Regions from separate parts of the Mus musculus genome. Here regions 1, 2, 3, 5, 6 and 7 are each linked to region 4. A link is a loop called in an ENCODE intact Hi-C map of the cell type or tissue named here. Cell type or tissue: heart. All regions are shown on one strand. Links, peaks and the distances in the headings refer to the core of each region. The heading gives the core; the rest is flanking DNA. Region 1 overlaps Zfp143 (zinc finger protein 143). Region 2 holds the start of Gm28863 (a long non-coding RNA gene). Region 3 has its middle 4.3 kb from the start of Swap70. Region 4 has its middle 42 kb from the start of Wee1. Region 5 overlaps Swap70 (SWA-70 protein). Region 6 has its middle 15 kb from the start of Gm28863. Region 7 has its middle 8.6 kb from the start of Dennd5a.

The links. Peaks named below come from ENCODE experiments on the same cell type or tissue, not always from the same donor. Only the 100,000 strongest peaks of a DNase experiment are listed, where the experiment ranks them.
Region 1: a loop joins it to region 4, with 11 times the contacts of the local background. A loop is called at or near these places in 5 of 42 quality-filtered maps.
Region 2: a loop joins it to region 4, with 3 times the contacts of the local background. A loop is called at or near these places in 27 of 42 quality-filtered maps.
Region 3: it touches region 4 in a loop (3-fold over the local background); 16 of 42 quality-filtered maps call a loop at or near these places.
Region 5: it touches region 4 in a loop (9-fold over the local background); 40 of 42 quality-filtered maps call a loop at or near these places.
Region 6: it touches region 4 in a loop (2.4-fold over the local background); 11 of 42 quality-filtered maps call a loop at or near these places.
Region 7: a loop joins it to region 4, with 4 times the contacts of the local background. A loop is called at or near these places in 3 of 42 quality-filtered maps.

Annotation. Positions count from the first base shown.
Region 1 is chr7:110,094,380-110,098,766 of GRCm38, reverse strand. Zfp143 (zinc finger protein 143) reads right to left here. Exons shown (of 16, transcript NM_001374618.1): 16 at 3,373-4,387. Among named protein-coding and RNA genes, the nearest start is that of Wee1, 25 kb to the left of the region's middle. In heart, for the core only: a CTCF peak has its summit at 2,118 (motif pointing left); no DNase peak of the experiment used is centred there; H3K27ac peaks cover 1,284 bases.
Region 2 is chr7:110,628,053-110,632,439 of GRCm38, reverse strand. It overlaps Adm (adrenomedullin), which reads right to left. Exons shown (of 4, transcript NM_009627.2): 2 at 4,064-4,183; 3 at 3,766-3,915; 4 at 2,620-3,578. The coding sequence starts at 4,161. The coding sequence ends at 3,272. Gm28863 (a long non-coding RNA gene) reads left to right here and starts at 1,534. Exons shown (of 3, transcript XR_003946665.1): 1 at 1,534-2,480; 2 at 4,025-4,387. In heart, for the core only: CTCF peaks have their summits at 2,064 (motif pointing right) and 3,145; DNase peaks (open chromatin) are centred at 779, 1,999, 3,219 and 3,489; H3K4me3 peaks cover 3,092 bases; H3K27ac peaks cover 3,414 bases; H3K27me3 peaks cover 1,428 bases.
Region 3 is chr7:110,215,176-110,219,562 of GRCm38, reverse strand. No RefSeq gene overlaps it. Among named protein-coding and RNA genes, the nearest start is that of Swap70, 4.3 kb to the left of the region's middle. In heart, for the core only: no CTCF peak of the experiment used is centred there; no DNase peak of the experiment used is centred there.
Region 4 is chr7:110,162,043-110,166,429 of GRCm38, reverse strand. No RefSeq gene overlaps it. Among named protein-coding and RNA genes, the nearest start is that of Wee1, 42 kb to the right of the region's middle. RefSeq lists an enhancer at 109-3,621. In heart, for the core only: CTCF peaks have their summits at 2,126 (motif pointing right) and 3,185 (motif pointing right); DNase peaks (open chromatin) are centred at 1,469 and 2,109; H3K4me3 peaks cover 1,236 bases; H3K27ac peaks cover 3,322 bases.
Region 5 is chr7:110,263,933-110,268,319 of GRCm38, reverse strand. Swap70 (SWA-70 protein) reads right to left here. Exons shown (of 12, transcript NM_009302.3): 4 at 4,213-4,387; 5 at 2,338-2,484; 6 at 430-538. Among named protein-coding and RNA genes, the nearest start is that of Gm32861, 22 kb to the left of the region's middle. In heart, for the core only: no CTCF peak of the experiment used is centred there; a DNase peak (open chromatin) is centred at 2,319.
Region 6 is chr7:110,643,558-110,647,944 of GRCm38, reverse strand. No RefSeq gene overlaps it. Among named protein-coding and RNA genes, the nearest start is that of Gm28863, 15 kb to the right of the region's middle. In heart, for the core only: a CTCF peak has its summit at 2,365 (motif pointing right); a DNase peak (open chromatin) is centred at 2,514; H3K27ac peaks cover 509 bases.
Region 7 is chr7:109,966,825-109,971,211 of GRCm38, reverse strand. No RefSeq gene overlaps it. Among named protein-coding and RNA genes, the nearest start is that of Dennd5a, 8.6 kb to the right of the region's middle. In heart, for the core only: a CTCF peak has its summit at 2,219; DNase peaks (open chromatin) are centred at 1,981 and 2,841.

The DNA.
Region 1 (4,387 bases), core at 93-4,092, 68 kb after region 4:
TGTAAGAGAACCTCCTACAGATCTAAGCAGAATAAAATATGCCTGAGACCTACCACAGACCAAACTTTATAGCTTAGTAACATTAACAGGCAGTTTAAGTATGGTACATCCTGTCGTGATTTAGATTCAACTCTTTTAGAAAACTGGGAAATGTGTTATGTTGCTTTATGATAGGACTTAAGGAAAAAGGAACCAATAAGAAAGAAAAATGTAAGCCTGGCATGGTAGGTAGTCCATGCCTTTAATCCCAAGGAAGCAGAGTGAAGAATCTCTTTTGAGTCTGAGGCCAGCTTACAAACCAGCTAGGTCTACATAGTGAGACCCATCAAAAAAAAAAAAAAAAAAAAAAGGGAGACAGGAAGGAGTGTGTGGAGAATGGGGCTGAATGCTTAGTGGTTAAGAAAATGTGCTTCTAGCTGGGCGTGGTGGCTCACGCCTTTAATCCCAGCACTTGGGAGGCAGAGGCAGGCGGATTTCTGAGTTCAAGGCCAGCCTGGTCTACAAAGTGGGTTCCAGGACAGCCAGGGCTACACAGAGAAACCCTGTCTCGAAAAACCAAAAAAAAGAAAAAGGAAAAAAAATATGCTTCTGCCTGTTCTTTCAGAAGCCCTTGGTTCAGTTCCCAGAATCAATATGATGCCTCAAAGCCCTGTGTAACTACCAAACCCAGTGTCTTCTTTTGGCACCAGCCACACTCACTTACCCACTGCGTCATTTCTAGAGCCCCACTCTTAATGTCTGCTGGCAGAAACGAAAAGAATGTAATTATTTTGAACCATTGACCCTAGGTCTGGTCTCCAGGGAGGCTCCGTAAACGATCCCTAGACTAAGGCTTTTAAGATGCACATGGTATTGTTACAGGTTTATCTATATTACCTTTGGCATCTACGCCTGCCTCCCACCACTGAGGGCTTTCTGATAATCCTACAACTGACAGTCCCCCATTTCTGACCCTACAGCCCTATGCTCTTGTTGGAGGAGGGGTCCTCTCTCTCTCTCCTCCAACAATCCTACTCAGTGCTGACTTAGCTCGACAAGATGACCTTTGTCCTCTTCAGTGATGTGACCTTGCTAATCTGTTTGGGGAGTGTGGGTGCCACTCTGTGGTGGTGGGAATAAGCTAAGTGCTAAGCTAATCTCAGTAAGACTGCTTGTCCTCTGCTCAAGAGTAAGGTTCTGCTGCCTCCAACCAGGATCAAAAGGAGTTAGTTACTCTTTAACAAGGCCTGGCTGCAGTCTCTCCTAGGGCTTCCTGACACTACTGAAGAAGCCAGTCTTTACTGAGCAGGCTCAGAGTATTGGGAGTTTGACTTATCATGACCTTTGCTGCAATGCACAATACCGTGGAAGAAACAATTCATATTGTAAAACTCATCTATCAGCAAAATAATGAGCTACTGCCTAGTCGTCCTTGTCTTGGGGAAGGAAACAACTCTGAGCCCCGTGACATGGAAACACTGCCTGACCAACCACACGGACATCCACCCCTCCCAGCCAAAAGAAAAAAAAAAGATGTAAGAACTTCAAAGGGTGAGGTGGAGAGATGGCTCAGTGATTGGTATGTTGTAGAAGACCTGAGTTCAGTCCCTAACACTTACCAGGCGACCCACGATTCCAGCTTCAGGGGATCCAATTTCTCCTATGGCAAACATACTCATGTGCACAAACTCACACTCAGGCACACATATACACATAACTTTTTTTTTCCTCCAGAGTAGTACCCCTGTGTAATATTTCTGGACTTGCCTTGTAGACCCCCAACCTTCTGAGTCTTGAGGCTTGTAGAAATCATGTGGAGCACAAACTGTATGCAACTGTGCCTTCCCTCTTTGTAAATTTACTGATTAGGGGGACAGAGATATGGCTCAGCAAGAATACTGACTGCTCTTTGGGAGAACCTGGGTTCAATTTCCAGCACCCACATGGTGGCTCACAATCATGTCTGTAACTCCAGTTAAAGAAAAGAGAATGCCGAGGCAGGCGAATTTCTGAGTTTGAGGCCAGCCTGGTCTACAGAGTGAATTCCAGGACAGCCAGAGCTACACAGAAAAACCCTGTCTCGAAAAACAAAACAAAACAAAACAAAAAAGAGAGAGAATGCCATCTTCTGGCCTCCGTGAGCATAAGGCACACATACAGTATACAGACATACATGCAGGCAAAACACCCATAAAAAAAATTAAAAAATTGTGTGCATGTGCTTGTCTGTGTGCATCTGTGTGATTGAGGTCTGGTTATCTGGTTTCACAGTAAGCACTTTTACCCTCTGGGCTGTTGATTTCCTGGGTTTGTAACAGGTTTTGCTGGGGACGTCGACCCTGCCTGGATCTTACCACATAGGCATTAGGCTGCTTTATTGCTGACTTACACTCTTGTTTCTTCAAGTACCTTTGGAGGACTTATTTTTGGGAGAACTCCTTTCTGCTGCTTCAGTTGAGACACACAGCAGCTGAAGTACGTCTTGAAGGAGCATGCTACCTTGCTAGGAGACACTCAATGGATTGGGAACAAAGGACAGCAACCTATGCCCCAAAGGAAGTCAGGACTTCTCAGAACTGTCCGGGGCAGTACTGTTAAGTGCAGCTGGCAGGGGCTGGGATGGAGTGCAGGGCCCTGGAATCTGACTGTAGGTGGAGATGAAGGCTCAGAGAGGCCTGTAGTTTAGGTCTCCATGCATAAGCTCGTGTGTGCCTATGGCAGTGGTTCTGCCACAGAGACCCGTCTGCCGCTGCCTCCCACATGCTGAAAGTAACAGTGTGAGCCACCACTGCCCAGATAAAATAAAGCTTTTAAAAAAACCTTGACTCTTGCTACTAGCAAACAGAAGCTGTCAAACAAGTCATCTTGATAACCTCGGCTACAAGGACTTATCATTCGAGGATACTGAGGCATAGTATAAAATCCATACTGGACATGGAGGCAAAACACCTGGTTGTCCAATTTTGACCTGCCTTGCCTTCTAAAACTGCAACTGCGAAGCCTGGGTAAGCTGGAGACAATAAATCTTAAATTTTCATAAGACTGTTGAATACATATATAGAGAACAGTGCTTGGTCTGTGCCTATATAGATATACTCTTGGCCTGAGTGTACCGGGAAATATATATCTATATGTATTTTTAAAAAAGATTTATTTATTATATGTAAGTACTGTAGCTGTCTTCAGACACTCCAGAAGAGGGTGCCAGATCTCATTACGGATGGTTGTGAGCTGTGGTTGCTGGGATTTGAACTCAGGACCTTTGGAAGAGCAGTCAGTACTCTTAATTAACCACTGAGCCATCTCTCCAGCACCCCATCCCCCAATTACATTGTGGATCCCTGTGCAACATTCCCCAACATCAGACCAATTTAATGAAACAAACAAAAAGTATTGTTTTAAAAACTGCTGTATTCAAAGTCAATAATAAACTTTAAGGTAAATAAGCTTTAAAACAAAAGATTAGGAGCAAAAATAAATAATTTACACAACTCACTAACCCAGTTTTTTGGAGTAAATTCATTCTCAGCCATAGAACTATAAGCCTAGGCCAGACCCGTGGGAAACTCTCATAGTTGATTATCATAAAAAACAGTAGCAAAAAATCAAAAGGCTGATTTTAACAACCCAAATAATGGATATATCTTGTTTTTTGAGAGTAGCTCAGATTAGCCTGGAATTCACTACACAGCCCAGGTTAGTCTCACATTTATGTTCTCCTCCTGCATCAGGACTTTAATGCTGGGATTACAGGCACAAGCTGCCATTCCCAGCTTCAAACACTGGATTTAATGTTTTAATTTAAAATAACCAAACTTTGTAATTTTATACATAATCCAATGTAATGCTAAAATAATCAGCATTTTAGCTTGAAGAAGTGTTATATAACAGGGATGGGGCTCTATAAATGAGGTCTTCAAACCTTGAAATCCAAGTAAACATGGGTGTGTATTAGGACAAACAATCCAGACATTAACTGGAGGGACAGCTGAAGGCTTGCATCCTTTATTCTGTGATGGCTTTGGAGTTATGATTGTTTCACATGTAGAACCTTCAGCACATTAGATACAGCCGTGTTTTTCACAGTAAGTTAAAAGCGCATCTTGACTGTGTTCAGACCCTGCTGATCTTATGGGTGGATTTCAGGAATTTGCCATGTGGTCAAGAGTAGCATGAAGAACTGCTGCAGAGCCCTCATTTCATTCTTCCTCGTACACAATGAATCACGTTGGGATTTCATTCCGGGGCTATGTACACAAAAGTGTCAAGAAGAAAATGTTCTCTACTCTTGCATAAAAATGTGTCCAGTGCTTCAGGAATGGAACTTCTGCTCTGCCGGGCAGGGCTTCAGGGATTCTGCCGCCAGAGATGAAAGGCTCCTCCTCCTGTTTTATTGCTCTGTAATTCC
Region 2 (4,387 bases), core at 246-4,245, 470 kb before region 4:
GTCTTCATAGCATCAAAATAGCCTGTAGCACTTGGGTGCATAGCCACGTTCCACCACTCGCTGTGTGACCTTGCCTGAGTTACTTCACCTCTCTGAAGTTCAGCTTCCTTATCTACTAAGAGAGATAATAACACCTCCTTCAGAAAGCTACTGTAAGAACTTGGTGAGATAAGGTATAGAAAGTGGCTAGAAGAATAGTTGACACCAAGCAAGAACTAAAAAAAGAACTGGTTTCTGGCCCACCCCATCTCTCCTTTCCACCCTTAGCTGTTCAGACAACCTGCTGGTGCTGAACTTTCTAGAAATCGTCTGGTACCCTTGGTTGATTACAAATGGGTGATACCATTCCCACAGCCAGCAACAGTAGCTACAGATTAAAAAAAAAAAAAAAAAAAAGAACTGTGACTATTTCTTAGCTGTGGACAGGTTCAAATCAGCTCACAAAATGACTCAACACCGTTGATAAATGATGTGTTCTTGGCATCAGGAGGCCCTATCCCAATAACCTTCAGCACCTTATGAAGAAAAAAAAAAATCCCGAAGGCCAGTTGAACAGCCTCCAGAGAAGGGCCCGAGGCTTTGTGGTGACCTTTAGTTAATCCCAAGTGCTCCAGCAGGCTGGTCATAAGAGGGTCTCTGTCTGCTCAGAAATGTCTCAAGTCACAGGTTTAGCAATAGGAACGACTCCAGCAGAGCAGCTGTCTGGTTCCTCTCCGGGCTGAACCACCACAGTTCTACTTGCCTTGAATTCCCTGAGGTCATAAGACTCCCTCAGACGAAGGCTAGATGCCTGTTCCCAGCTGCCCCTAAGCCGGTGCCCAACCTGTCTTTGGCGGCTTTGTCTGGTAGGTTGAAGTTCTGCCAGAGTAAGGTTTTGGCTGAAGGGCTCTGTGGCTACGGGACAAACCTTGGCTTAAAGAAAGAACTCGAGTGAGTGGCTTTGAGCCTCTGTCGGTGAGGCCAAGGTGGTCTCTGCTCTTCGCAGTTTCCGCAACCCCTTCAGACCCCCCCCCCCCCAACCCACTGGCACAGCAGTTGCAGGATTGAAACTTCTGATCGTTTCCTCTTTCATGCGTGCCCTGTGCCTCTTCAGTGCCTGGCAAAGTTCCATGCGAATACTTAGCAAGAAGTCCTTGTGGCCAGGATGGTCTGTGCTGCATTTATGATCTACTGGGGCTGGGTGCTCCAGGAAATTGTTAAGATCAAATAGGACACGGAACTGGATGGGACTGATGCTTCCTACAGCCAGAGGCGAGTCTATGTGCTATAGGCTGCTTTCTTCTGAAGCAGGAGCTGCTTCTATCAGGTTGTGTGTAGACTCAGACAAAGGACCAGCGCATTTCATTGTGTATATAGGCTTCTGTAAGGAAGAAAACATCTAGTCCCACGGTCCGGGTTCTGAAATGCCCTTCCCAAACCAAACTGCTTCCAGAAACCCTGAACTAGCTGGAGGTACAGGCAATTCAGCATCTCCAAACGGCTAGCAAAACTTTCAGGAAAGCACAATAATTGGTCTTCAGGGATTGGCTGAGTGAGCCAATTGGCCAGGCCTCCTAGCTAGACAGGTACATGGCGTCACCTTAGCCTCCTAATCTTATAGTCCCTGTGCCCTGGGCCTTCAAGCTTAGAGGCTAGCATTCCTCACTGGATACAGAGGTGACTGAAAGCACGGAGGAAGGAAAGAGGGAGAGAAGGCTAGATAGAAGTGAAGGCAGCATGAAAAAAGGCTTGGGAAAGAGGAAGGAAGAGGAGAACTGGAAGGGGAGACGAACAATGAAGGTCTCAGGCCCTCGGAGGCGCACGGTTCCGGCTGCACGTCCATCCGCCCGCCTCCGGCCAGCAGCTGCTCGCCGCGCAGCGTGTGGGCGCTGAGTCACTGCCCCTGCACAGCAAGCCCGCGTGCAGGTCGGGGAAGGGGGGAGAAGACGAAGGGAGGGGAGCCCAGTTGGCATCTGCAAACTGCTTTTTCCCCCCCTTTCTTTCCTCTTTCATTAAGACTATGTGCTGACTCCCACGTAGAAGAACTTATTAAACCGCACGTACTACTCTACCGCTCTTTGGGGGAGCACGCATGGTGGCCAGCAGGGGGCGCTACAGCCCCGCTTATGGACGTCAGGGCCCAGTGAAGACTTGGGCTGCTAGCTGAGGGTTTCCCAGAGCTGCTGTGCGAACGTTTTGCGGGTCCCCCACCCCCGGTAGCTTTTAACACCCACAGTTGGAGCATAAACTCTACTTAGAAAGCCTTGGATATCAGTTTAAGTCTCCAAAGAGCGCCTTAGCTCAGGTCCAGTGAGCAACCCTATAAAATTGGGAGTATATTGCGCAACTTAAGGAGCCCAGGCTCGCCTATTAGGGCTCACCCTACCCTACCCGGTCTGGTTGCCATGCAAGGAGGTGAACTCGGGTATCTCAGAGAACTCTTGACTCCCTCCCAGGACACGCGCTTTGTGCATCCACATGGACACCAGAGCTCACAACAGGTAAGCCTTGCTTAGAGAGGTTGCTTTGCACCCACAATGCAGTTCAATCTTCCCAAAACAAGAAGCAGAATCTCAGCACTTCCAGGCCGACCCAAACCCAGACCACCATCCTTCCCCAAATGCATGAACCGAGAATGAATCAGCATTGAGACAGTTTATTGGTTTGCTTTTTCCCAGATCACATATTTTATGTAAATAGATTATAGGAAACACAATGTTTTTTCTTCATCCACAGGCGATAATCAGGCGCTCTCCACCTTACACACACACACACACACACACACACACACACACACACACGGAACCAAACAACCTTACACCTTGCTGAGACATTCACGTCTTAAAATAGGGGAAGGTGACAATATAATCACTTTAAAATGCCCTTAATACAATATATAACGTACAAAAATATCTCTATATATTTGAAGTTACAAAAAAAAAAACCTTGACAGCAACAAACTTAAATACTATAGTTACCTTTGGCTGGACAACAAGCATTGCACGTTCCTCGCTAGGTTTTGGAAAGTTCAAGTAGTAATGAGGCTTATGCCCCGTGAGAAACCAGTTTATGAGCGGGCAAGGCAGTGGCTCAGACCCCTGCCCGGAGAGTATCAGCCTGTAAGTCTCGGTTTCTGGCATGAGCCTGGCTTGGTCTTGGGTTCCTCTGCCTCCCCTAGGGGCAGCCAGGCAGATCTCTGCAGGATTGTCTCAGTCCGCCCCGGTGCGAAGTTCTCTGATTCCGCAGGCGCCAACGGGATACTCGCCCGACTGTTCAATGCTGTCACCCGCACCTATATCCTAAAGAGTCTGGAGATGTGCGCCCAGGGGCCTGGGGCTGTGTGTGTCTGCTCCTGGGAGGACTCCACAGTCCGGGACCGGAGGACCTCCAGCAGGGAACGCCGGCGCCGGCGGCCATAGCCTTGAGGGCTGATCTTGTTTCTGGGAGCCATGCCGTCCTTGTCTTTGTCTGTTAGCTGGTAGATCTGGTGGGCCAATTTCTGAAATGTGCAGGTCCCGAAGCGGCATCCATTGCTGCGGGAACCCTGGTTCATGCTCTGGCGGTAGCGTTTGACACGAATGTGGGCTTCGCTCTGATTGCTGTGAAGAAGGAAGGACACCTCATCAACCGGGGCTTTGGTCCCAACCACCTGGGACCGGAGCCATGCAGTACCCGAGGGACCTGGAACCCGTTCCCTCCGCCGGAGCCTCAGCTGCAGTGCAGCCAGGACAATCCCCAGGGTCAGAGTAGTGGAGAGGGCACATCCTCTGCAGAGAGCATAGTTACCTGGCTTGTAGGGGGCCAGTTGTGTTCTGCTCGTCCAGGAATGGATCAAGAGTCTGGGTAGGAACTGTCGTCTCATCAGCGAGTCCCGTAGGGTAGCTGCTGGATGCTTGTAGTTCCCTCTTCCCACGACTTAGCGCCCACTTATTCCACCTAGAAAACACAAGCAGATGCGTTTGGCCTAAGTTCAAGTGATGTCCCAGCCAGCTCCACTCCCTTTGTAACACCTCCAGACCATCTCTCAGTTTTCTCTCATTGCCAGGTATTCAAAGTGAAGAAAGAAAGCACGGCCCAAACTCACTTCTTTCGGAACTGCGAAGGAGTATCTGGCCCTGCAGTGTCCGCGCCTAGGAAAGCGAGTGAACCCAATAACATCAGGGTGATGGAAACCAGCTTCATTCTGTGGCGATGCTCTGATACCCTGGAAAGGAACAAGACACCGAGTGTGAGCAACCGGGCCAGCAGCACGATCCCGTCAGCACGCGAAGGGTGGCGGCAGGACGGGGAGCCGCTTGGCAGCGCTCTTCCTGGCTCAGCTGCTTATCTCCCCCACTGGCGCAGAGAAACACCGGAGATTTTTGCGCTGGCCGGGTGGGTGACAAGCAAGGCAAAGGAAGCCATTGAG
Region 3 (4,387 bases), core at 183-4,182, 53 kb before region 4:
CTAAATAGTGGCAAAACCAAACAAACAAGCAAAAACAAAAACAAAAAAAAAAAGAAAAAAACTAAACCAGGCATGGCAATATGCAGCTGTACTCGGTAAGGAGGCGTAGGGGATGGCTACGTGTTTGAGGCCACTCTGGTCTGCACAGTGCATTCCAGGACTACAGAGCAAAACTCTGCCTCAGGAGGGGAAGAAAGAGAAAGAGGAAAAGGGGAGGTGAAGAGAAAGAGAATGGGAGGGAAAGGAAGGAAGGAAGGAAGGAAGGAAGGAAGGAAGGAAGGAAGGAAGGAAGGAAAGAAGGAAAGAAGGAAGAAACCCTAATACTGAAGGTTCGGTTTAGCCACTGGATGACACTGAGACTCCAGACACTAAGCATATTTCACAGCCTTTACTCTGGGCTACTCTGTTATTTCCAAGTGCCTAGTTTTATAATCCTCTTTTTCTTTTAGGTTGCATAGTTGGTTAGTTAGTTTATTTGCTAGTGTTACAAATAAGAACCACCACACCTTGCTCCTACAGTGTCTTTTTTTTTTTAATCCTGCCCTGAATGTCATTCATCATCACTTACTTGTTCAATGTCTTACTAATTTCTCAGGTTCGTCCTATTTAGTTGGGAGTGAAACTATTAAATGAAGATCAGTAGGCACAAGTCATCTGGGGTCAGTTGGGAAGATGGGTGGTTACTACATAGATGGGGGCAGAATCTTGGCTTTCCCATTTAGATGACTAAATATGAATAAATATGAAGTTTCATTTCCTTGCTTGTAAAATGGAGTGGAGTACTATTATTTATCTGGAGTACTATTAAATAACATGATAGTTAAATGATTAGCATGATTAAATAAACATGATAGTAGAGTGCTATTAAAATAATGTGAGGCTTAAATGAAAACCTAGTGTGGCACACACTATCACAATATGGCTCATATAACGGATTTGTCCTATGGCAATTTAGCCAAACTACAATTTAGTTCCCTAAAATTCCACCCACCCCCCTTTTTGACAGTTTTTCACTATGTAGCTTTAGCTAGGGTTGGGGGAACTTCCTATATGGACAAGGGCCTGGCTGGTCTCCAACTCATAGCCCTTTTGTCTGCCTCTGCCTCTGCCTCTGCCTCTGCCTCTGCCTCTGCCTCTGCCTCTGCCTCTGCCTCTGCCTCTGCCTCTGCCTCTGCCTCTGCCTCTGCCTCTGCCTCTGCCTCTGCCTCTGCCTCTGCCTCTGCCTCGAGTGGTAAAATTAAAAGTATACATCACCACACCTAGCCTCCTCCTGAAAATTAAAAAAAAAAATTCTTTATATTTACATGTGTGTGTGTGTGCTTTATGTGTGCAGGTATCCAAGGAGACCATAAGAGGGTATGATATCTCCCTGAAGCTGGAGCTACAGGCAGTTGTGAGCTGCCACCATGGTACTGGGAACCAAACTCAGATCATCTACAAGCACAGTACACACTCTTAACCACCACCACCGAGCCATCTGGCCAGGCCTCACAGGGAACACATTTCAAGTTCTAGCACTCAGGAGACTGAAACAAGAAGATCATCAAATTCAGGGATAACTTGAGCTGCATTGTGAGGTCAGGGCCTGTCTGAGCTATATAGAAAGACCCAACCTCAAAACATGGAGGGAGAGAGGGGGTGGGGAAGTTAAGCCTGTCTCTTCCTCCCAGCCCCATGCTCAAAGAAATAGACTCAGATTCAAACATATTTACAGCCTTTAATCCCAGCACTCGGGAGGCAGAGGCAGGCGGATTTCTGAGTTCGAGGCCAGCCTGGTCTACAAAGTGAGTTCCAGGACAGCCAGGGCTACACAGAGAAACCCTGTCTCAAAAAACCAAAAAAAAAAAAAACATATTTACAAATATCTTGGCCATATCACTAGGCTCTTCTCTGACTGGAATTATAATTTACATTATCCCGTTATTTTCATCTACTTTCTGCCACATGGCTGGTTATCTGTGCTCAGGTACTGAGCGTTAGACTACTCACATCTTCTCAGGCAATGCCTAGCTCCACCGCAGAATTCTTTCTACCTCCCAGATGTCCCACCTTCTATTCTACCCTTTCCTATAGGCCACGGGTTTTTTAATGGACAGGTGATGCATCCATGCAATACACAAGACAGTCTTTCTACAGAGGTGAAAGAAGAAGGTAAGGGAAAGAAAGAATAAAGCTGGTGATAGTGTCATCCCCAAAATTCACATGCTGAAGTCCTAGCCCCCAATACTTCAGAGTAAAATCACATTTGGAGATGGGGTCTTTTTAGAGATAATTCTGATCTGATATGATTGGTGTCCACATAAACAGGACGAATTTGGACATAAACATGCCCATGGGAAGAGCACCATGCAAACAGAGTCACATGCTTCTACATGCTAAGGAACACTAAGGAGTTGAGCAAACAGCCAGTAGCTGAAAGAAGGCAGACGACAGAGTCACATGCTTCTACATGCTAAGGAACACTAAGGAGTTGAGCAAACAGCCCGTAGCTGAAAAAAGGCAGGCGACAGAGTCACATGCTTCTACATGCTAAGGAACACTAAGGAGCTGAGCAAACAGCCCATAGCTGAAAGAGAGACATGGAATACATCCTTCCTCACAGTCCTTAGCTAGAACCAAGCCTGCAACAACCTGGTATTAGACACTTCCCACCGCCTACACCCACCACCCACTTCCATTCCCCCAGCCCCCACCCTTATTCTCCCAACGCCTAACACTAAATCCCTCTTGCTTAATGCTGCACTAATATGGTTTAAGGTACTCATTCTGGGATACTTCATTACAATACTTCTAGAAGCAAACTAATAAGGTCTTATATAAAGACAACACCGGTTACATAGTGACAGAAAGCTCCACAACACTGTTGCCTGGAGTTACAAAACTTAGACTAAGAGGCTGGCCAGATGGCTCAGTGGGTAAAAGCATTAGCCACCAACTCTGAATCCTGGAAGGCACATTGAAAGGAATGAGTCAACTCCAGAAAGCTGTCCTCTGTTGGTCCAAATATTCACCATGGTATATGTGTGCCCACACACATACATACTAGTGTACACACATGCACCAAATAAATACGTGTCTTTTTTTTTTTTTTTTTTTTTTTGGTTTTCGAGACAGGGTTTCTCTGTATAGCCCTGGCTGTCCTGGAACTCACTTTGTAGACCAGGCTGGCCTCGAACTCAGAAATCCGCCTGCCTCTGCCTCCTGAGTGCTGGGATCAAAGGCGTATGCCAGCACGCCCGGCTATATGTGTAATTTTTGAAAGTTTAAAAATAGAAAGGAAGCTAGGAGACTTTGTCATACACCTTTAATCCCAGCATTGGGGAGGAAGATCCCTGTGAGTTTGAGGCCAGCCTGGTCTACAAAGCTGGTTCCAGAACAACCAAGACTATCCAAAGAAACTCCATCTTGAAAAAACAAAATTAACTAAATAAATAATTAATTTGATTATGATTAAGATGAATTTTAGTTAAATGATTGAATAAAATAGAATATGCTCATTTAAAAATACTTTAAGAGGATTTGAGCACAGACAGGAACCTGCATGAGTGGATAGTGCCAGGCATAGGGTATGTTCCTGTGACTTATTGACCAGGAAAGACCCAGAGTACCTTCTCCACAAACAGAATAGACTATGGCTATGACTCCTAGTTGCCCACTAGAAGTAGACTGCAAGATCCTATTACTGCAGCTCTGCTGCTGCAGAACAGAGAAATCAAGCTGGAACTAATCTGAGAGTTTCCTCCCTGTTCACTAGACTTGATAGTGCCAGAAGGTGTGCGGACCTCTGGGGAACAAAGCCACAAAGGAAAGTACTCAGCAGCAAGTCTTGCATCTTAGTTACTGTTTTATTGAAAAGACCCCACAACCAAGACAATTCATAGAAGAAAGCACTTAACTCAAGGCTTGCTTACAGTTGCTAAGGGTTAGTTCATGATCTTCATAGCAGGGAACATGATGACAAACAGTCAGGCATGGCTTTGGAGCAATAGCTGAAAGCTCACATCAGATCTGTAAGTTGCAGATAAAGACTGGATCTGACATGGGCTTTTGAAATCTCCAAGCCCACCTCCAGTGACACACCTCTTCCAACAAGGCCACACCTCTTAATCCTTCCCAAACAGTTCCACTAACTGGGAACTAAACATTTAAATATATGAACCTATGAGGGCCATTCTTATTCAGAACACCACACCCTGTATTCTCCAATACTGACTTGTCAGGTAAGAGGAACAGTGTTGTAGGTTGAGAGACCTTGCTTCAGTACATAAAGTGGAGAGTGATCAAGAAAGACAGCTAACATCAACTTCTGGGCTGCACACTCACGTAGACTCTCTCTCTCTCTCTCTCTCTCTCTCTCACACACACACACACACACACACACACACAC
Region 4 (4,387 bases), core at 113-4,112:
TGACTAACGCAGGGGAAAACCCACCAGAGAGCCATTTCTATTTAAATGCTAAAAATGCAGAAGTGCATCTACTTGGGCCTAACATGGCTTTAAAAGGAAACAACCGTGCCTCTGGAGTTTTCTGGGTGGAGATGGGGGCCTTCTGTAAAGAGAGAGAGAAACCCAGGCCTAGTGACTTTGCATGACTCCTCCTGTAGAGGCCAGGCAACACTCCAGGTCTCAGGGCAGGGGGTCCTTTTCTGCAGAGTCCTGAATTTATAACATTGATTTTATTTCCTTTCATTTACTATTTATATGTAAGAAGCAAGGTCTCAAAGTAACTGTATAACCAAAGAAGACCTTGAATTTTGGATCCTCCTGTATCTATCTCTCCACTATAGACATGAGCCACTACACCTGGGTTATGTGTTATGGTCATACATTCCTAGCCCAACATTGATTTGAGATTTTTTTTTTTTTCCTTGAGAGTCTTATTATGTAGCCCTGGCTGGCCTGGAACTCACAGGGACCCATCTGCTGGCCTCTGCCTCCATAGCTGTGATTGAAGGAAGGGCTATGTGCAGCCTGCATTTCTGTTTTTTAAGACTTATTTTTATTTTTAACGTATGTGTGTCTACACTAAGGCTAGAAGAGAGCATTGAATCCTATGGAGTTGGACTTACAGGCAGTTGTGAAGCGAGTGCTGGGAATTGAACCTGGGTCCTCCGGAAGAACAGTAAGTGCTTTAATCACTGAGCCATTTGTTCCGAGCCCTGGACCCACAAACTAAACTTAAGAACTCTTTGGTAATCAGAAAAACTACTGGACTTCCTTCCAAAAACACTGCACGTCTGCCTAAAAGTTGAAACAGCTCACCCAGTTTCATGAATAACCCTGGATCCTAAAATGTTCTACTTGAGTCAACCCCCAGGTTAAGGACCCCTGGTAGGCTTGAATAAACACATCTTATAACACATGCTGCCTTCAAAGCCTGTTTACAGACGGTGATAAATAAGAAAATAAATAAATAGGAATTCATTGAAAAGAACTACTGCCTTCAAAGACTAGTTAAGTCTGTTTACTAGAGGTGGTATACCTGGGCAGGGTTGGGAAAGGTGATTAGTGAGTCCTTTAGTCCAACAAGCAGTATCCTAGATCCGGGGCTCAAGAGCTTCAAGGCCAGAGAGACAATGGGACTTTGAGGGATTTGTTCTGAAACAGGATTCACTGTAACTCAGGATAGCCTCAGATTCTCTATGTAGCAGAGGCTGGTCTTGACGTTTTGTTTCACCAAACGCTGCAACCACCGTCAAGCTTACCTGTCTCTAAATTGTGGTCTTGGATTGATTCTGACTGAATTTCCCAGACGCGGGTTGTCAGGGCATGATCAAGGGAAACCCAGGCCACAGGTGCAGTCCCTGGGTCACCCAGGAAGAGCTTGCGGAATGTCCTGTCTGTGAGTGCCCTCTGCTGGGAACGCTCGGTCCCGCTACGGGACTGCGGCTGCGCACTGGCACCACGGGGCGGCGCAGACTTCTTGGGTGTAGTGCATAACCCAGCGGACTGCCTAGCCTCGGTAACTCCAGTAATGCTCTCTAATATTGTTCATCGTGCCTTCCCTCCGACCCCTCAGACCCTCTGCTTCTCATCATGACTTTGACCACCAAACCGTACTCTAGGCTCCTAAGGCTAGTCGTAGAAACATCGGAGCACCCGTTGCATATATGAAACATGTTTCTCACGACTGAACCGAGTGTTTCGATTATAATTCCAAGGCAGAAAAGGATGCAGGCACGTCGCGGCAAAGAGAAAATGGACACCTGGGTGGTGAGGAAAAAACGGGAGCGCCCAGAGTCTAGCTCCGCACAGCGACCTCACAGTGTTAAGTGCCCGGTACCCTGGATTTAGCAGGGCCAGCCCACTCTGCAGCAAAATTAAGCAAAGCCAATTCCTCCCTGTGTTGGAGAGTTGGCACCAGTGACGCTCTAGACTTGAGCAAAAGGACGCCTGCTAAAGCGTTGATCAGGGTTGGGGCCCTTGCCTAGCAAGCATGGGGCTCTGGGTTCCTAAGAAAACTGAGCCCAGGATGTGAGCCACGTGGTGGCTTTTGTCCGGTCTTCCCGGGACCACGGGCGCCAGCAGGGGGCGAGACGTTCCTTTTAACCCCGCTCAATTGAAGTTAAAAATAGAAGCTGAGTTCAACTGAAAAGCATGAGACAGCAAACGTAGAGAAACTTGATCAGGCCGATATGAAGTAACATTTCCAAATACGGCAGTAAGGGCATGAGACAGAGCAAACGTGGAGAAACTTGATCAGGTCGATATGAAGTAACATTTCCAAATACCTCAGTAAGGTAAGCAGCTTCGGCAGGAGCGCTGCTCTAGGAAGTGAATGAAAACTTCGAGGTGTAAAAAATGTTAAGTTCCAAGTCAGACATCAAATGAACTTTCAGGGATTAAAATGGTAAATGTTTTAAAGACAAAGACACGCAATATCAATTAGAGTAAACGTTTTATCTGTGGATAAATATTGGAATTCTCCAGCTTTAAATAACAAAATATTACAAGGGAATTCAAAACCATGAACACTAAACAGAGTTTTAAAAAGTAATAATAATAGCCTGAGAAAAACTGTCTCCAACAAAATTCAAGCTGAGAGTATCTCAAATGAATAAAACTTTATACAGAAAAACAAACCAGAACTGGGTGGTAGTAGCACGTGCCCTTACAGTCAGCACTTGGGAGTCAGTCACCTTTCTGAGTTCGAGGCCACCCTGTTCTACAGAGTAAGTTCCAGGACAGCCAGGACTACACAGAGAAACCCTGTGTAAAACAAAACAAACAAACAAAAAAAAACTCACAACCAAACAACCCCCCCCCCGCCAGCCTCCTACATAAAACAGATATATTGGTGATAGCCTGTAATCTAGCACCTCAAAATCAGAGAATGTGAGTTTGAGGCTAGCCTGAACTGCACAACAAGACTCTGTCTCAAAAGAAAACAAACAACAAACAAAAACAAAAAAGAAAAAAAAAAACGCTAACAAATCTAATAAGATGGGTGGGTAGCACCGCCCATCTGAGAGGTAGGGCAGGTAATTAGGAGTTCAAAACTGCCACTTTTTCTCCCCTCCTGTATTTTTATTTATGTGTATATGTGTACACCATGTGCATGCAGTGCCCACCAAAGGCAGGAGAGGGCGTTAGAGTCCTCTGAGACCAGAGTTACAGATGGTTGTGCGTTACCAAGTGAGCCCTGGGAATTGAACCTGGGTCATAGGGAAAACTGAGCCGCCAGTGCTCTTAGCAACTGAATCAGCTCTCTAGCCCCTAACGATATGATAATTTTAAAAACAGACTCTTGAGCTATATAGGCCAGAATAGGGCACTGGATTCCCTGGAACTGGAGTTGCAAACAGTTGTTAACTGAGTGTTCTTAACTACTTAGCTTAATTGAAAAGTGGCAGCAGGAAGATCAGGGGTTTAAGATCAGGCACAGCTACAACTACAGTGTGTTCCCAGTCAGCCATCCCTAGCTACACAGGAAATTGCCTGGGGGGATGGGTTATAATGCTTAAGAGTCTGGTGTAGGTCTGCAGCACAACAAATAAACAAAACAAAGTGGAAAAGCAAAGCAAACAAACAAAAACCTGCTGCCCTCCAGCTGACCAGAGTCACCTGAGAAGAGAAAACTTCAGTTGAGAGATTGCAGGTCTGTGGACACTTTCTTTATTTGAAACAGGGTTTCACTATGTAGCCCTAGCTGGCCTGGAACTTGCTGTGGAGACCAGACTGGCCTAGAACTCATGCGATTTGATCCATAAGAGAAGGCTGAGAGAAAGCTCAGAACAGTGCTAGATGAGACATGCTACTAGCATCTGGTTAGGCAGGGTAGGGGGTAATCGATAAGATGAGATCTGAACTAAGAGACAAAGGAAATGAGCAACAGGTCTACTTCAACCTGAGGGAGGAAACAGAAAGGAACAGAAAATATTAAAATAGCCCTGAGGCGAGAGTGCGCGCCCAGCAGAGCACCCACGGATTCTGTGTGAACTGAGCATACAATAGTACTTTGAAAAACAATCATAAATTCATTAGGCTAAACTGATATAGTCAAATATCTAATTTTACCTTAATAAATTTAATATAAACAACCTCAGAAGGAGGTGACTTTGTAAAAGTGTCACTTCACCCAACTCTCTTCCAAAGCTAGAGTCAGACACTAAGTATTAAGATTTCATCCTTCAGGAGCCGGGCGTGGTGGTGCACGCCTTTAATCCCAGCACTCGGGAGGCAGAGGCAGGCGGATTTCTGAGTTCGAGGCCAGCCTGGTCTACAAAGTGAGCTCCAGGACAGCCAGAGCTATAAAGAGAAACCCTGTCTCAAAAAAACAAACAAACAAACAAAA
Region 5 (4,387 bases), core at 251-4,250, 100 kb before region 4:
AGGCAGAGGCAGGCAGATCTCTGAGTTCGAGGCCAGCCTGGTCTACAGAGTGAGTTCCAGGACAGCCAGGGCTACACAGAGAAACCCTGACTCGAACCCCCGCCCCCCAAAAAAGGGGAACTTATGTTTCCTTGGTTTTGTTTCTCATGTGGCAATCGCCATGACATAAGGAAACAAACTGTGCCAGTGTCTAGGCGAGGTTTGAAAACACAAAGTTGGAGCACTCACGGTTTTGGTTTTTGGGGATTGTTGTTGTTGTTGCTGTTGTTTTGTTTTTCCCTGTCAGGGTCTCTAGAAGCACAGGCTGGCGTGGCACTCCGTGTAGAGAGCTCCTACCCCTCCCTGTCTACCTCCCAGTGCTGGGACTAAAAGCCTATACCATGCCCACCTTCTGCTCCCTGTTGTGGAAAATAATAAAAAATGTCCTACCCTGAATCCATTCTTGTTTCTTCTTCTTATCTGAGGCACTGATTTCAAAGGTCTTATCAAAGCATTTTATTAGAAAAAGACATTTCTTTCCATCTTTGTCAGGCAGAGACTAAAACAGAAACCATAATTAGTTCTTTAAATTTTTATTCTTTTTGTTTGTATTAGATTATTTTAAAAGCAGCTGAGGGAAGAGAAAAGGAAGAAAGAAAGAGACTTGGTCTGACCTTAGGTGGGACCATGCTTATTCATGGCAAGGTGGCATCTCTGTCACCCACATATGTGGATGCCAAAATGTTCAGAGGAAGATAGGATGTGGCCTCTTGTTGAGGTGGAAATGACTTCCATAGTTCCAAGGAAGCTGGGAAGTGTAGTCCATCAGCAGGAAACTACCATTTTGTTTATGGAGACAGGGTCTCACAACGTAGACTAGGAGGATCTTGAATTCACGACCCTTCAGCCCCAGCCTCCTAAATGCTGGGATTACAGGCATGTGTCACACCACACCTGGCTTAGTTTTCTTCTGATGTATTTCAATTAATCTCTTAACATGTAAGTCTAACTGAAACTCAGTGCCAAAAGAAAAACACCTAAAAATGCAAATGTCTGACTACTAAAGCTGTCCCCAGGCAGCCTCCTGTGTGGTCACAGTGACCTCTGACTGAGATGCCACATCTACATAAGATGAATACAATACCCAGTAAGGACAAGGAGACCCATGCTCTTTGCTTGCACTCTAGCAGTTGAGAGTGTCCCCTGCAGGAACCCTAGAAGGGACAGCACATATAGGAGACCTCTGACTGCTATGGCTTTTTCTTACACCTGAGTTGTTACTGCTGGTGCCCTGTGCTTCTTGACCTCTCTCAAGAGAGTGAGTGAAACGGCAGCGCCTATGAAAATCCTTAGGTCTCAGTTTAGCGGAGTATGAGCACGCCACAAAGTATTAATAGAGCTTTATACCATTTCTATAGTTTGAGTGTGAAGTCCCAGATTTTAATTGTTATTCAACAATACCAAAACACTAGTGGTGGCTAATATACAAATCAAGTCTAAAAAACAAAAAGTAATTTTTTTTGACACAATGTCTTGCCATGTAGCCCTGGCCAGGTAGAGTAGGAAATCCTCCAGCCTCCTGATTGCTGGGTTTACAGATATGTGTCACTTTGCCCCTACAAAACTTCTGTTCTTTAGGACTTTACATCGTTACAGAATTAACAGCTATAAAATATATCACTCAAGGAAGACACGGAGGCCCACACTTGCCATCTTAGTACTGTGTAGAAAGAGGCAAAAGGATGAAGAGTTCAAGGCTACAGCAGGTTTAAAGCCACTCAGACTAGACGAGAGCCTGTCCTCATAAATGCATCATATCTTTATTAAAAATAAAATAAAATAAAATGAAGAGTGGTAGTGCATGCCTATAGTCCCTAGACCTGGGGTAGAAGAGGCAGGAAAATAAGGAATCCGCGCCCATCCTTGACTACATGGTTACTTCAAGCTACACGAGACCCTATCTGACCAAAATGGTCAATTTTCTTCTATTTGCTTTATTTTAAAAGCTCCAGGTCTTTAGTCTATTGATAACTTACAAAATCATCTTACTGCATTTTTTTTTTGCCTTTTTAATGGCTTGATTTTACTCAATGATTCCTTACATACAAATCTCTCAGATTTAATCCTTATACTTTACTCAAAGCATAAAACAGAAAATATATTCGTATTAAGTACACATTTTGTCAGCTGTCTTTAAGTTTTAGTTTAGAAGTCACAGTGACTATACTTTATTTTGGAAATGTCCACTTGGGGATTATTAGAAGGTTTAGTCGGTAAAAGTGAGGCTGGAAAGCCCATGGACAGCAGGGGGCAGCAGAGGGCAGCCCAGGGCAAACTGCAGAGGCCACGCCCACTCACCTCCACACAGCAGTTTTCATCCAGCAGGATGTCTCCTTTCTTATCTTTCAGATCCTCGCTCACATAGTAGGAAATTATGTTGGGTTTTAATACAAACCAGCGCTCAGTCCAGTTTTTCCGTTTGTGACCTTTCTTCATCATGTAACCCTATGACACATTAAACCAAATGTAACACGTGTGCTTTCATGTGTAAGAGCTGACAATCCTCTGACTGTCTTATTTACTCTATTATCTGACACCTGGTCCAAAATATACACGTTAGTGGTTCTCACCTGTGTGGACAATGGACCGGCGTCTCTGAGAATCTGTGCTCCAGAGACGTGATCCCCAGTGAAATCCACATGACCACACACAAAAGCTTTACATGTAAATCTAGACATTTCAGAGTCTCTGCAAGTGACATACAGATAACAGAACCTTTGCTATTAATAAACAGTGAATTTTCCTACACTGCCTCACCTTTTAAGACATTTATCGAAATATTTATAGGTAAACAGACATGTTTGGGAGGCACAGCAAAAGGAGACATAATGGCATGTGGACAGAGACACAGCCATACATCCTTATAATATCAGATCCCTATTCAAGTTAAGCCTTAATCAGTGCTTACTGATGGAAGAAAGAGCAAGGATAGTAATAATCACCTACTGGACAAGGAAAGCACTAAGTATGGAAAATGGAAAGCAGGTTATTTGATATAATAATGTAAGATGTTTGAAAGAGGGTTGGTGAGATGGCTCAGTGGTTAAGAGCACTGACTGCTCTTCTGGAGGTCATGAGTTCAAGTCCCAGCAACCACATGGTGGCTCATAGCCATCTGTAATGAGATCAGATGCCCAATGCCCTCTTTTGGTGTGTCTGAAGACAACTATAGTGTGTGTGTGTGTATATTTTTTTTTTAATGTTTGTTTTTTTTAAAACAGATGTTTGAAAGACGGGTGTGTGTGTGTCTGTATGTGTATATATACATACATACATACATATATATATATATATATATATGCATGCAGCTGGTACAAATCTTAATCCCAGGAGGTAGACTGAGGCTAGCCTGATCTATACAATGAGTTCCTGGCCAGCCAAAGCTAAGGTGAAATCCTGTCTCAGACAAACAGATGTTCTATTTAGTAAGTATTTAGTTTCCTACATGTATATTAGCCACTGTTGAATGCTGAGGGAAAAAAGATATAGCCGTTAAGATAAATACAACTTTGCTATATGAAAGTATCACTTTCTAAAGGTAAAGGTATTTTTCTAATTCTATAAAAATATTGGAAAATCATGTACTTTCTAAAAATATAGAAAAAAATGTATATAAAATTCACCAAAATCACACATTCCGGAGGTGATCACTAGATAACATTTGTGAGCATCCTTCTAGACATCTCTACACATGTGTCATGTTACAAGAGCAGGAGTTACAAGAGCCCACTGTTCTATGGCCTGTTGTTTCCACCGAACAACACACCATGGGCATCTTTCCACATTAGTGGGTACAGAATTACATATGACATAAGGGTACTTTTTAAAAATCATTTGGAAACTTGATTGAACAGTCCCTTCAAAAATAGTAACTTCTCAATTCTTAACTGTACTTCAAAACTGTGACAATAATTCTTTAAAACAAGAGCCTGGGACTAGAGATATAGCTCAACTGTGAAGCACTTGTCTAGAATGCATAATACCTTGGTTTAATCCTCAATATCCCAGCAGGGTGGGCGAATCCTAAAAGTCTAATAACAGAGAAAACAGAAAACTTTATTTTTGTTCTAAATCATTTAAAGAGTATAAGTGACTTATGGAGAGGGAAGGAAGCTATTTGGTCTCAAACATCAGAATCTAAAGATGAGAGAGAAAGTGCTATGGCCCTCTTACCTGCTTCAATACATCTAAAATAAGCTCATTGAAGACTTCGTTAATGGCCATAGATACGGTCTGACGGTCCATGCCCTTGCTAAACTGTCCATTCCCAATTAGCTCAATAAGTTCCCATGCAGAAAGGCCATCTTTATTGTCATCAAAGTTTATTTTGTAATGTTCAAATTGTTCT
Region 6 (4,387 bases), core at 171-4,170, 480 kb before region 4:
GCAAAAGTGCTCTTTTTCAGCTCAGAGAAGCCTTGCTGTATTTTCTTGACAGCATCTTAGTTACCAGACACAACAGAAGGCATAAAAGCTGGTATCAAAAACAATGGGAAACAATCATGCCCTGACACCACCCGGCACGCACACCACTTTGCTCATCAAAAGGCAAGCTTGTTGAAGAAGCAACGGCCTTGTCCACATGCTCATCATAGAGCCTACACATGCCCTTGTGTGGGAACCTTTGTCAGGCTGCGGCTATGGTGGCCTTGTGACCTGCCAATCGGTTGTCCAACCTTCTGATCATCTGGAGTTCTCTCAGCAGTTGCTATCCCCTCTCTCTCCACCAACTCAGGGTGAAGGAGCAGGTAGAACTTTCTGGCAGGAACTTGGAGCATAGGCTGAGTCTTCTGGGGTGAGCAAGAACACAGCAGATACAAGAGATGGTGGGTGGGCTCCCACAGATCTCCAAGCAATCCCAGGAAGCATTTAGCTTATTATTCACTAAACAGTTGTTCCCTGCCTGAAGATGAGAAGTGAAATGACCCAGGATCTTCTAGAACTAAGAGCTGTCATGAGTATCCCGAGAGGAAGGAAAAGCTGAAACCATTACCCCAGACCTGCAAGGGTTTTCCTGTCTTGGGTCCCCTCACTTTCCATTGCTGAGATCACATCAGCCCCCCAAGAGGAAATATTGCTTTAGTGGCTGGCCTCTTGCCATGGCTGAGCCAGGCTAGAACATTCCCAAAGCCTTTACACAACCCTAGAGAAGAACAACTGGACATAAACAAGAAAATGCATGAAACATAAACACAACACAAGCTTGTGAACCACAGTAACAGGGCAAGACACGGGTGGAAGGAATTTTGCGTGTTATGAGTTTTTGTGAATTTATCAAGAGCCATACTTACTCTAAAAGCAATGCATCTGTATTTTGAAGCCTCTATAGTGTACCTTTTGTCTCCTCGTCACACTCTAGTATGTATGCTTTGTATACCATGAGCTGTTCATCTGAGTAATTCTGAGAAGCCTTCCTCCTACTCCTTCCTCCCTTCCCCCACCCCCACCCCTACCTCCTCCAGGATTTCTGCAGATGAGTGCATAGGTGATCAGCTCAGTCATTCAATAAATGTGGGCCTAAGTAGGAGCTGTGGCGCAAGACATTGAGTAATGAGCCATCGTATACCTGGTCTTATCAGGCTCAGTCTGATAGGAGAAACTATCAAGGGTCATTTCCTTAATACTTTATGTCATCTAAAAACTATCAGATTTGACTTAAAAAAAATCAGATTTAGCTGAGCATGGTGGAGCACGCCTTTAATCCCAGCACTCGGGAGGCAGAAGCAGGCAGATTTCTGAGTTCGAGGCCAGCCTAGTCTACAAAGTGAGTTCCAGGACAGCCAGGGCTATACAGAGAAACCCTGTCTTAAAAAACCAACCAGCCAAACAAACAAACAAAAATAAATAAATAAATAAACAGATTTATATGAAAATCCATCTAACAGGCTCGTTAATCTCTGCCAATAAAAAAAAAAAAACAAAACAAAACAACAACAAAAGATCACTATTTAAAGAATTCCCAAAATCAATGATGATAACAGAAAGAAGTGTGCGTGTGAGTGCATCTTCCTGAAGACAGCAAAGAGGAAAATCCCACTTTCTAGAACTGTCAAGACAGGTGATGTCTGTCCTCTGTGCCTGCAATCAGATGACTAAGCGCCCCTGTCAGACCCATCCAAGCTTATGACTCTTAACTCTTTACCATTATCTCTACATCTAACCTGAACTCAGAGTCTATCACCTAAGAGTATTATCTTCATTTCCCTGGGGATGCCACTTCCTCAATCTGCCTCAGCTTCCTCAAAGAAGGCAAAGATAAGACATCTGATGATGTCACAAGTAAACGTGAGCTGAAGCCTGCTGGCCAGCTCTACTCGGAAGAGCATTTCCACTTCCGGAGCAGGGCAGGGGGTACTTACGAGGAATACTACCCATTGATACGTCCTTCAGAGAACAGTCTATGCAGGAGCCAGCCTTCAATTATGGCCCATATGGCATCACTGTCCCATGAGGAAGATACTCAAATTCTTAAGGGTTGGATCTTGCTCAAGGGCCCTGTAGGTCCTCCCTGGGTTCAGGGAGTCTCACCAAGCTTATTCTACTAGATGGGGCAGACAGCCATTGAACTAACTTAAAAGACAGCAAGCACCCATGGGACCCTACAGTTTATTCTAGCACACAGCAGACCTGCTGGTACAGAACTATGTAAACATACATTTCACAGCCCCCAAATTCCTCAAGGCACTTGGCAAAGATCAACTGATACACATGCCTAGACTAATTCCAATAATGTATTCCAAAGGAAACAGCAGGTGGCAGCAGAGGGTTACAGTTTTTCACTCTTTGGCATGGCATGAGAACAGAGTGTGGGGCATAATCACATCTGAGTCACCCCACTGGCCTAGAGATGGCTCGCCACCATTTTGTCATGTGAGTAGTGTAGAGTCCTCTCCAGTGGGCTCTGTGCATTTTAAAAAGAGACTCTCCCAAAAGCCCCAGTCCAAAGCCAGAAGTTTTCCTGGTTTCTGTGAGCCGAGCAGGGCAGCGACTGCCGGCAGGATTGTCCAGATCACACCGGCTCTAGCTATGCATCTTTCATAGCCTGTGACCCAATGTCAGGGCATTTTAGTTCACGGCTTCCTCACAAAGGAGAGGCCCTCAAAGAACATGGTGAAGTAGCGGAGTGCCTGACAAGTGAGTTTCCACAGCAGTGTTTTTGCTCCATTATGTTATCCAAAGCTAGAATGTAGGGGCTGAGAAAGGGAATTAATAGAACCTAAAGCTGAGGTACCTGGCAAGTTAGAGACCTTAGAAAGTCCCATCACAACCAGCAGCTGCTGTAGCACTGGGCTCATGGGCTGACAGAGTTATGATCACTCCCCCACTTGGCCCTGTATCTTCCTTGCCTTACGTAGTACTAGTGTGCATGTTGCAGTTGGAAGGTTTGCATTATAGTGCTGTGCTGGATTTTGCAGGCCAGTCCTTTGCTGAATTGCTTTGCAGGACAAGTAAGTAAGGACTGGAGCCTGCCAGATAGCTCAGTGGATAAGACTACTTGCTACCAAACTTGAGGACTTGAGTTTAATTAATCCCTGGGAACCAAAGGATTAAAGAAGGAGAGAACCAACTTCCACCTATTGTGTTCTGACCTCTACATGCACACTGTGGCATGCAAACATGCAGCACTCACATGCGAGCAGACAGACAGACAGAGACACACACACATTCACTCACACATGAAATACAAGCATTGTGAACTGTCAGTTTATTTCATTACAAAATGGTGCTCTAGTCGGGCTCCTTAGAAACACTTGGATTTAGCTGCTCTGTTTCCATCAAAAAATAAACTGAAACACTTATCTTTTAGAGGAGGGTAGAGGGATGGAGGGGAAGATGGAGGAGGAGGGACGGATGAAGGGGAAGATGGAGGAGGGAGGGATGAAGGGGAAGATGGAGGATTTTGCTCTTTGGTAAAATGAACAAAAATTACTAAAGAAAAAAAAATTGGAAATCTGGTTCCTAAAATCCTAACAGATCTTGCAAACAGATGTACTTGTGGGTTTTCTTTCTGAAAGTTGAGTTGACAGAAAACTGAGCCTTGGCCCTTTACAAGTTACATAACTGAACTTGCAGCATCCACCACTCCTGGGAGAGCCTCCGGAAAGGTGGTGTGGCAGATGGGGACAATATTCTGTGACTTAATGTGTGACTTCAACTTCAGATGTATGAGCTGGGTTTACTTTCCGACAGAAAACATAATCTTGGGGCTGGCTGGGAGTGTGGCTCAATGCCTGCCTAGGCTGTCAGTCACCAGCAATGTGCCCTGGTGTTACCGAAGTCGTGGCACATTCTTGCCATTCCAGTACCAGGGATGTGGAGGCAGAAAGATGAGAACTGGAAGGTCGTCTTCCACTATATGGTGAGCTCAAGGCCAGTCTGTACTACACAAGATCCTGTCAAGAAAGAGAATGAGAGTGGGACAGAGGAAGGAGGGGAGGGGAAAGCAGACAGGCAATGTTACCTTATTCTGCCATCTTCAGGATGAACCGCTCAGCTTTCTTCGTGGAAAGGGTCATGTCAATTTATCAGCTAAGGACAACATTATACTAATCCTTTGAATGTAATAAACAATATCTTTTGGAGAAATACTCCAGAACTCATATCAGCATTTAATTTCCCTCTGTGTATATGTTCAACTACACAAACATGATGTTAAATCATTTAATGCAGGGAATTGACAGCACGGAGAAAACATTTGGGTGGACTGTCTGGAGTTGCCATCAGCAGCTTTAATTATGACCCACTGCTCTTGGGTTCTGAAAGAGCCAGAAAA
Region 7 (4,387 bases), core at 278-4,277, 200 kb after region 4:
AGGTTTGTGTTGTGGCTTTTAAATTGACCACAGGTAACATACAGTCACTGGTAGTATTGTAATGGGACAGTCTGGTCTGGAGTTGATTTTGAGCTGCTAGCTGTATCCCAGATCTATTAAGCAACAAAGGACATAAGGAAGCAATTTTAGGTGTTTTTACAAGTATATCAAAGTTGGAGGAATTTCTCATAGGTTAAGAGGACCAAGGTTTGATTCTCAGGACCAACATGGCCCCATAACAGATTGTAACTTTTACAGAATCTAATGGCCTTTTCCAACCTTCGTGGGTACCAGGCACCCATGTAATGCACATACATACATGAAGGCAAACACACACATAAAATAAATCTTTAAGTCCTTATGGCCCTCTGGAGAGAGCTCAACACTCAAGATGGATTTTTTTTGGGGGGGGGGTGTGTTCGAGACAGGGTTTCTCTGTGTAGCTTTGGCCTTCATGGAACTCATTCTGTAGACCAGGCTGGCCTCAAACTCAGAAGTCTGCCTGCCTCTGCCTCCAGAGTGCTGGGATCAAAGGTGTGCGTCACCACGCCCAGCTCAAGATGGATTGTTGCTCGGCATGAATACTAGAGTTTGGATTCCAGTACCCATGTCCTCCAAACACCTATGACTTCAGCTCCAAGGGGCACATAGAGACAAAAAAACTCAATTTTTGTTTTAAAATTTAAAAAGATGGTATGAGCCTGTAATCCCAAAACCTGATGCTGAAGTTATGTGAATTTCAGACCAGGACTATAAAATTACATCTTGTTTTAAAAATAAAAAGGAAGAAGGGGGCTGGAGAAAGATGGCTCAGTAGTTAAGAGCACTGACTGTTTTTCCAGGGGTACTGAGTTCAATTCCCAGCAACTACTTGGTGGCTCACAACCATCTGTAATGGAATCCAGTGCCTTCTGGTGTGTCTGAAGACAGCTACAGTGAACTCATATACATAAAATAAATCTTTAAAAAATGTAAAACAAATATCTGGGGAGGAAAATTAATGGACCAGATCCCTGGGAGGTACAAGAAAGCTAGATGGACTCATGAACTCAGAATAGGATTCCACACCTTTAATCCCAGCACTTGGGAGGCAGAGTCAGGTGAATTTCTGAGTTTGAGGCCAGCCTGGTCTACAGAGTGAGTTCCAGGACAGCCAGGGCTATACAGAGAAACCCTGTCTAGAAAAACAAAAAACCAAAACAACAACAAAAAATTACACACCAAAAACAAACCAAAAAAAAAAAAAAAAAAAAAAAAACCCAAAAAGCCAAGAACTAAAGCTCCACAGTAAATGAGGTGTTAGATTGTGGCTCAGTTGATAGAGTGCTTTCCTTGGCATGCACACAGCCATGCATTTAATTCCTCACTTGTGAAAACTGGTCCTGCTTGTTGTAATCCTACCATTTACTAGGTGGAGGCAGAATAATTCAGAGGATGAAAGTCACCCTCAGTACATAGTAAATTTGAGCTCAGCCTGATCTACACTCTGCCAATGGGCTGTGTCCCAGACCTTAATAGACTGACAGGCATTCCTTGTGAGATTTTTCAGTTACTCCTGGTGGACAAGTTGACATAGATGCTCATCCTGTTCTGGGCATGGATTTCTGAATTCCCCCAAACCACACAGATCCTGGAATTCTCTGCTCAGATAGTTTTATGAACTTTTAAAGGAATGAAAGCAGAAAAACAAACAAAAAACCAGACACTCGTGGCTCACAGAGCTTCATTTTGTATGCACTAGTCTCTCATCACATATCATTAAACCAAGTGTGTGGTCCTTCTGAGCACAGTTTCCTGTGCATGAGTGGAAAGGCAATGAAGGTGGCCCTGGGCATAGAAGAAAGGTAGGTATAGATGCTGCCTACCCACTGGCCATTTCCAGCTCTGTGCTAGCAACCAGATGATGAGGGTCAAAGGTGAGAGGAGAATGGAGCAGAAGCACAGGGAAAGCCTTGATGGAAGAGCAGAACAGATGCTGACTTAAGCTCTGCAAATCTGTGTCCTGTCTGAGCCCCACATGCTGGCATATATCCAGCAGCCCTGCTAGGAGCACATGCTCTCTGTGTGAGTGTTGCGGGGGTGGGAGGGTGGGGGGGGTGGGGGGGTGGTGGTGGCGGGGGTGGGGGGTGGGGGGGTAATGCCTCTCTCTTCAGATACTCTACTGCCACCTTTTGGAAGATGGTTACAGTAACTGTGCAAATTAATGGTGTCTACAATGAGACCCATCTGATGAAACAGTCTGTACAAAAGTTAGCAGGCAGCCTATGCTATGTTTTACCCTCAGGGTGTTAGGAGCCAGAGGTACAAATACTAATTTACAACCTGAGGTGAGTTTGATGCCATCCTGAGCAATCTGGAACTCTATCTCAAAAGACCACACAACAACAAATCCTAAAATACTCTGTTATAAGTTGTATGTATTTTCAGATTAGTGATATTTACTATATTTAGTGGGTAGTTCTGAATTGTCTTTCATGATCCATTATGTAACCACTACTACAACCGAGATACATGACAATTCCATCACCCTGTCTCAGAGTCTTTCAGAATCCTTATGTGCCTTATGCCTCTTAACCCCAGCACTCTGGAGACAGAGACAGGTAGATAGCTGTGAGTTTGAAGCCAGCCTGGCTTATTTAGAGTTTCAGGCCAGGCCAGCCAAAGATACATAGTGAGACCCTGTCTCAAAAATGACAAAAATCTTTCAGAGTTCAGCTACAGCTAAATATAGCTCCCTTTGGGATCCGGTCCAAGGCTTTTCATTCTCCCTCACTACGCCATCCGGCCTTTCCCAGGATGCTCTTGTCCCCAAGCTGATGAGAATAACGGTGCTACTGTATTCACAGTCTAAGGAAAAAGGCCGGGTGCAGCACACAAGAGGCCCATCTGGTCTGATTCTGAAAAGCTTTTCAGTCCAGTGGGACATGGGAGGAGGGGAAGGGCTGAGAGGAGCAACTATTAGTGTCTCTTGGGCTTGGAGAGCCAAAGATATTCCTCTGCTTTCTGGGTCCGACCACCCTACCCTACATTAGCCTCCCCCCACACAAACACACTCATTCAAACACATCTACATACACATCTATTTACAAGATCAGTTCTGTACCAGAATAGTCAATCATACAGAAAAAAAAAGGACCTCAGGCATACACTTACATACACACATTCACACGTTCACATACTACTTTGGGGAAGTTGTAACACCGGGTGACGTAACACTTGTTCCTCTTTCTCAGTTCATCCTTTCTTGTTGCAGCATCAGAAGCTGCCTGCGGCTGACCAATTTGGGAGCTTCCTTGCTGCTGCCAGTTATGTGGCTGAAAGGCTAAATAAAAAATGAAGCAGAGGTGGTTGCTGGTTCAGCGAAGGAGCAGACACACAATTGCTCTCCAGGAATCAGCTTTGTTAAGAGAAAGGGCCTCAGCCGGCCGTGGTGGCGCACACCTTTGATCTCAGCTCTTGGGAGGCAGAGGCAGGCGGATTTCTGAGTTCGAGGCCAGCCTGGTCTACAGAGTGAGTTCCAGGACAGCCAGGGCTACACAGAAACCCTGTCTCGAAAAAGAAAGAAACAAACAAAGAGAGAGAGAGAGAGAGAGAGAGAGAGAGAGGGCCTCCATGATGTAGTCAGTGACCAGGCTATGAGGTGGGAGGCCATTAGCACACAAACAATAAACCGGGCAATGCTGGCAGCACTCAGGAGGCAGAGGCAGGCAAATTTCTGAGTTCGAGGCCGACCTGGCTTACAGAGCTAGTTCCAAGACAGCGAGGACTACACAGAGAAACCCTGCCTTGAAAAAACAAAACAACAATAAACAAAAAGAAAAATAATATGGTTAGAGAGAGGACTCATCAGTTGGGAGTGCTTTCTGCTCTTCCAGAGGTCAGGAGTTAGGCCCTTAGCATCTGCTCCAGGCAATTCAATAACTTCTGGCTTCCTCAAGGGCATGCACACATACACACACACACACACACACACACACACACACACACACACACACACACCATATTCGAAACAGTTTAACAGGGGCTTAAACAGGAAAGAGACACTTTTCCTTTAAAACCTGGAGAGGAGGCTGGGTGGCTGGGCAGTGCTGGTGCATGAGACAGCAGCAGGTGGTAGAGGTTAGAGTTTACTAGCCTGGTCTACATAGGGAGTTTCAGGCTAGCCAGAGGTACTGAACTTTTCTCAAGAACTAAGTAGCTGAAGAGATGGCTCAGTACTTAAGACACTTGCCCTTGCAGAGAACCAGGCAGGGTTCAATTGCTAGCACCCAAATGGGTGGCCCACAATTATATGTAATTCCACGTCCAAGGATTTCAACACCCACTTCTGATCTCTGTAGGCACCAGGAACACACATAGTGCATAGACAAAACACTCATCCTATCTT